Linked DNA regions of Homo sapiens: region 2 is linked to region 1. Evidence: read pairs that join two places in POLR2A ChIA-PET (ENCODE). Cell type or tissue: GM12878. All regions are shown on one strand. Links, peaks and the distances in the headings refer to the core of each region. The heading gives the core; the rest is flanking DNA. Region 1 overlaps RTN2 (reticulon 2). Region 2 overlaps PPP1R37 (protein phosphatase 1 regulatory subunit 37).

The links. Peaks named below come from ENCODE experiments on the same cell type or tissue, not always from the same donor. Only the 100,000 strongest peaks of a DNase experiment are listed, where the experiment ranks them.
Region 2: POLR2A ChIA-PET joins it to region 1 with 5 read pairs; 1 of 35 experiments calls an interaction of 5 or more read pairs at or near these places.

Annotation. Positions count from the first base shown.
Region 1 is chr19:45,483,851-45,486,750 of GRCh38, reverse strand. RTN2 (reticulon 2) reads left to right here. Exons shown (of 11, transcript NM_005619.5): 10 at 638-696; 11 at 962-1,457. The coding sequence ends at 1,043. Among named protein-coding and RNA genes, the nearest start is that of TRU-TCA1-1, 6.6 kb to the right of the region's middle. In GM12878, for the core only: CTCF peaks have their summits at 835 (motif pointing right) and 1,322; DNase peaks (open chromatin) are centred at 817 and 1,289; H3K4me3 peaks cover 844 bases; H3K27ac peaks cover 250 bases.
Region 2 is chr19:45,120,790-45,123,689 of GRCh38, reverse strand. All of the region lies in intron 1 of PPP1R37 (protein phosphatase 1 regulatory subunit 37), which reads right to left. Among named protein-coding and RNA genes, the nearest start is that of PPP1R37, 29 kb to the right of the region's middle. RefSeq lists an enhancer at 1,593-1,782. In GM12878, for the core only: no CTCF peak of the experiment used is centred there; a DNase peak (open chromatin) is centred at 1,689; H3K27ac peaks cover 1,597 bases.

The DNA.
Region 1 (2,900 bases), core at 92-2,591:
GAAAAAAAAAAAAAGAAAGAAAGAAAAAGAAAAAAAAAAGAACAAGAAAAAAATAAATAAATAATCCAAAAATTAGCCGGGCATGTTGGTGCACACCTGTAATCCCAGCTATTCGGGAGGCTGAGGCAGGAGAATCGCTTGAACTCAGGAGGCTGAGGTTGCAGAGAACCGAGATCATGCCACTGCACTCCAGGCTGGGTGACAGAGCGAGACCCTGTCTCAAAAAAATAAATACAAATAAATAAATAATTTTTTAAAAAACACGAGTATATAAATCAATCCACTCAGGGACTCGGTGACCAATGCCAGTGCCTTCTGTTCTCACCCTACCCCACAACACACACGTATGCAAACTCACTCAAAGATTAACCATCGTGCCCAGGACACGGCCTCACTGCCAGATACTTGTGCGTTCCACCTGACATCACTCTCCATACAGAGTATGGCCCAACTCACTGACCCTATAACTGGCATCTCTGGCATCTAATGTATTCTATGAAGTTTAGAGCCGGGGGTGGCGTGGTGGGCCACTCTTCACAACTCCTAATTTGGAGGTTGGGGAGGAAGCAGCCTCCTATGTGACTAAAGAGAAGAAACCCCTCCAATCCCTTCTTTCACCTTTCTTTGGTCTCCCCAGGCTCAGATCGACCAATATGTGGGGTTGGTGACCAATCAGTTGAGCCACATCAAAGCTAAGTAAGAGCATGGGGCGGAGGTCGATGGGAGGGGGAAGTGGGGGAGCTTGGGAACCTTTCCTTTCTACTCTCGCTGTCCGCAAATCTCCTGGGGTAATGTCCCCTTGAAAAGGCTGAGGAGGCAATTCCAATGTAGGCCACTAGGTGGAGGGCAGGAGCTGGCTTCGGGCTCTTGGTCAGTTTCCCACCCAGCTTTCCCCGTTGTCCCCAGATGCCCACCCCGCGTCTCTTGCCCCACCTCGTGATCCCACCTGTTTCTCCTTCAGGATCCGAGCTAAAATCCCAGGGACCGGAGCCCTGGCCTCTGCAGCAGCCGCAGTCTCCGGATCCAAAGCCAAAGCCGAATGAGAACGGTGTCTCTGCCCGCAGGACGCCTGCCCCCAGCCCCCGCAGCCCTCTGGCCCCCTCCATCTCTTGTCCGTTCCCACCCACCCCCCTCCTCGGCCCGAGCCTTTTCCCGGTGGGTGTCAGGATCACTCCCACTAGGGACTCTGCGCTAATTACCTGAGCGACCAGGACTACATTTCCCAAGAGGCTCTGCTCCAGGAGTCCAGGAAAGACGAGGCACCTTGGCCGCGGGGCCTGCTGGGACTTGTAGTTGCCTAGACAGGGCACCACCCTGCACTTCCGGACCCGCCGCTGGAGGCGCCGTGAGGCGTTGGTGTCTCCTGGATGCTACTAGCCCCAACGCCGGGGCTTTGCATGGGGCCCAGGGGAGGCCTGAGCTTGGATTTACACTGTAATAAAGACTCCTGTGGAAAACCCGAGGCCTCTTGTGCTTCCAGAACCCTCCAGTTGTTCACCTTTCTGCACTGAAAGGCACTTAAGTGACACTCCAGGAGAACCTTCCCCATCTCTGGAGAAGGAGCTCCCTCTGCCATCTGTGTAGGTTATGAAATGATTGAGGGGAGGCCGGGCGCAGTGGCTCACGCCTGTAATCCCAGCACTTTGGGAGGCCGAGGAGGGCGGATCACTTGAGACCAGAAGTTCAAGACCAGCCTGGCCAACATGGTGAAACCTCATCTCTACTAAAAATACAAAATTTAGCCGGGTGTGGTGGTGCATGCCTGTAATCACAGCTACTCGGGAGGCTGAGGCATGAGAGTCGCTTGAATCTGGGAGATGGAGGTTGTAGTGAGCCAAGATTGCGCCACTGCACTCCAGCCTCGGCGACAGAGCGAGATTCTGTCTCAAAAAAAAAAAAAAGAAAGAAATGATTGAGGGGAAGATGCTGACAGACCACCCATTCCAGGGTTAGCCAAGCCTTGGCAGCCACTTCCCATGCCTGTGCTCAAGGCAGACATCACTAATGGATCCCACACCCTGCCTACTGTGCAGCCACCTCAACTGAGCCCAAACCCACGTGTCCAACGGCCTCTGGATGCCCCTTCCACCCTAAATCTAACCAAACGTCTTCTTCATCCTACCTGATTTCCAACTCAGAGATGTTTTCACTGCCCACGGTGTCACCAGGCCAGACACCCAGGTATGGCTCTGGACTTCTACACACTCACCTCCCACAAACAATCAGTCACAATGCTGTGTCTATCCTGCCTCACAAACTTCTCTCATCCACCCACGTCTCCCCACCCTGATTGCCTCGGGAACAAATACAGGGCCTCCCTGGACTTCCAGTTTCAACACTAATCTGAGGCCTGGCATGATGACTCACATCTGTGATCCCAACACTTCGGGAGGCCAATGTGGGAAGATCACTTGAGGCCAAAAGTTCGAGACCACCCTGAGCAACATAACAAGACCCCCGTCTCTAAAAAAAAAAAAAATTTATCCGGGCGTGGTGGTGCATGCCTGTAGTCCCAGGTACTTGGGAGGCTAAGACAGGAAAATTGCTTGAGGCCAGGAGTTCGAGGTTACAGAGAGCTATGATCACACCACTGCACTTCAGCCTGAGTTACAGAGGGAGACCCTGTCTCTAAACAAAAACAAAAACAAAACACAAAAAAACTACATACTGGGCGTAGTGGCTCACGCCTGTAATCCCAGCACTTTGGGAGGCCAAGGTGGGCAGATCACTGAGGTCAGGAGTTCCAGACCAGCCTGACCAACATGATGAAACTCCATCTCTACTAAAAATACAAAAATTAGCTGGGTGTGGCGGCGCATACCTGTAATCCCAGCTACTCGGGAGCCTGAGGCAGGAGAATCACTTGAACCCAGGAGGCAGAGGTTGCAGTGAGCCAGGAT
Region 2 (2,900 bases), core at 236-2,735, 360 kb after region 1:
ACTCTGCCAAACACTCGATTACTGCATTTAATCCGCATCATAATCCTGCAGAGTAGAATTTCCAGCCTCTACCACGCTACAGAGGGAATGGTCTTCTGAGGCCACACCTGTGGGAGCGGACAGAGGGAGGTTTGAACCAGAGCTGTCTGTCCTGCATCAGTACCCTGAAGCCCTCAGGCCCCGGCTTCAAACCGGACAGACAGGTTGTGGGAGCCTAGAAATGCAGCCTTCTCGAACTTCAAGACAGGGAGGCTGCCAGAGAGACTGTCTTTCTCTGTTGGGTTTCCAGGATGTGGAGAGCGGGTCCTGCCCTCAGCAAGGATGCGCTCGTAGGTTTCTTCCTGGTGCCTGCAGGAAGACCCAGCCTCCAGAGGCCCTTCACAGGTGCCAGTGCTGGGCGGGAGAGGTGTGGGCACCTGGTCCAGCCTGGGGTGCACTCACCCCTGGGACAGCCCCCAAATGCCTCCAATAGGCAGTGGCCCAATCCCCCACAAGCCAGCTCTGTCCCAGAGCCTTCTGCACAATCAGTGAGACAAATCCAGGGGCAGTGGCAGAACAGCATCAAGGCTATGATGGAGGGAGGGAGGGAGGGGACATGGAGGCGGGGAGGATGGCCAGGCTGGGATCAGCTGCAGCGGGAGGCATCTGGAAAAGTCTCAGAGATGACAAAGATGCAAAAGGCGTCTCTGGCAGAGGGAACTTTGTGAAGAAAGTGCAGGTGCAGGAGGCTGCCTGATGCATCTGGCAGTGAGCTGCACAGATCGGGACCTGGAGTGTGAGACGAGAGGGGTCAGCAAGGAGGCTGGAGGGGTCAAGGTCCTGCTTATGGAGCACGGGAGGCAAAGCATGCACATGGGAGAGCTGCATGGCCAGACCTCACTTGGGGGTGCTGGGGAGGGGCTGCTACAGTCATTGAGGTCCTGATCCTTGCCAGTGGCAGAGCCATCTGGACACAGTGCCTCAGGGTCTTTGCACCTGTTACCCCCTGCCCAGAGCACCCCTCTTCCTCACACCCCAACGGCTCCTTCCCTCCCTGCCTGCAGGTCTTCACTCCCAAGTCACCTCCTCAAAGGCCTTCCCTGGCCACCCTCCAAAAAGTCAGCCCCTTTATCACTATGAATCCCTGCTTCCTTCTCTAGGTGGCACTTCTCATGACCCAGCAGGAAGCGTACTGATCTGTGCATTTATGCTATAATGAGGGGAGAACTCTTACCCCTTTTGTTCACTGAAATATCCCCAGAAGGGTCTTTACTGGGCACACAGTAAGTGCTCAATAAATATGTGTTGACTGAAGGAACAGGAAGGTGGGGCTGGGGTGGGTCTCTGGAGTCAGCACAGGTGTGAGTCCCCAACTCAGACAGGGCCAGCTGGGTGAACTCAGGGAAGGTCCCTTCTTGTCTATGGCAGGCTTTTGGGTGCCCTGCACTCAGGCAGCGAAGGTGTGCACGTGATGAGGTCACCAATGGGTGTGCTCAGCCCAGAGCCAGCCTGGGGCAAATGCCTTCTACGCACCTTCACTAGGTGTCCAGTTCCGTCCTCTGCTCCCACAATGCCACGGCCTCAGTTGGGGGGCAGGGGAGGGACAGAACCACACAAGGCCTCCTGGGGCCTGAAATAGGGAGGAGGAGGCAGAAGAGTACCCACAGAGCTTTCTGTGGGAACCCCACACCCCCAAGGCCTCGCTACCTCTGCGGATGTGCTGCTGCACGTCTCTATCCCTGCAAAACCACACGTCTACACTGCCCACGTGGAGACCATCCTCACTCCCGCCTCCAAGCCCTTCCCCAGGCTGCTCCACACAGAATCAGAGTCTGATCAGTCATGTAAGCCCAATGCAGTGGGCTTCCCAAGGGCAGGTATTTCTCAGGGGAGTATCTTTACTGAAAGGGGCCCCAGGGCAGCCTGATATGTAGTCAAACCCAGATTTCTAAGTCCAATCCTGGAGCAACCACAGAATGACGCCCGTGGAGGCCCCAGCACCCCACCGCGGGCATCCAGAGGCCCCTCAAGAGCAGGGCTCACACCAGCCCCTGGACTCCCTGTATACACTGCACACAGCTGCCCACACATCTCTCAGGTCCTTGCGTGAGGACCCTGTATATTCACTGCGTGGCACTGGTCAGGTTTCCTGGGTAGAAAAGGCTCTTCCTGCCTCTAACCTTCTTCCTGTATTTGGGGAGCTCCCTACCTAGGGAATCCAGTGGCCTCAATCCCGCCCATGCGAGGGCCCAGCTGTCCTCCTGCCTGGTGACATCCTCCCCACACATTCCCTTGCTACAAATTCTGCAGGGGTCTGTTTCTGGGCTTACAGCCGAGGGCCATGGCTGACACATGCACTGCCTCCCATGGCAGGGAGACAGACGCCCTGAGGAGGAAAGTCCCTCATCCCAGAGTGTGAGTGTAAATGCAGGTCTGTGCTTCTGACCCCCTCTTCCAGCCACTGCCATGCATTTCCCAACAGTAATCATCCCCACGCTCTCCCACCACTCCTACAATCCCCAGTGGCACTCAGCAGAGAGGCATGGGGGAAGAGAACAAACACTGCTTGGGGCCCTTCTACTGTGCTTTACCGGTGGAGCCGTAACTTTGCGCCCACTCCCAAAACTAAGCGATTGACAAACTCGATCTCGTTTCCACTTCCTAATGGCCCTGAGAAATAGAAATTATCTCCCCAACTTTCCAGGGGACGCTTAGAGATGAGAAAGGACCTGACCAAGGACATGGTTCCGTCTCAAAGGCAATTTGGCAAGACCAGTCAAAAGTACAAATGTGCGGGGCACAGTGGGTCACGCCTGTAATCCCAACACTTTGAGAGGCCAAGGCTGAGGCAGGTGGATCACCTGAGGTCAGGAGTTGGAGACCAGCCTGGCCAACATGGTGAAACCCCCGTCTCTACTAAA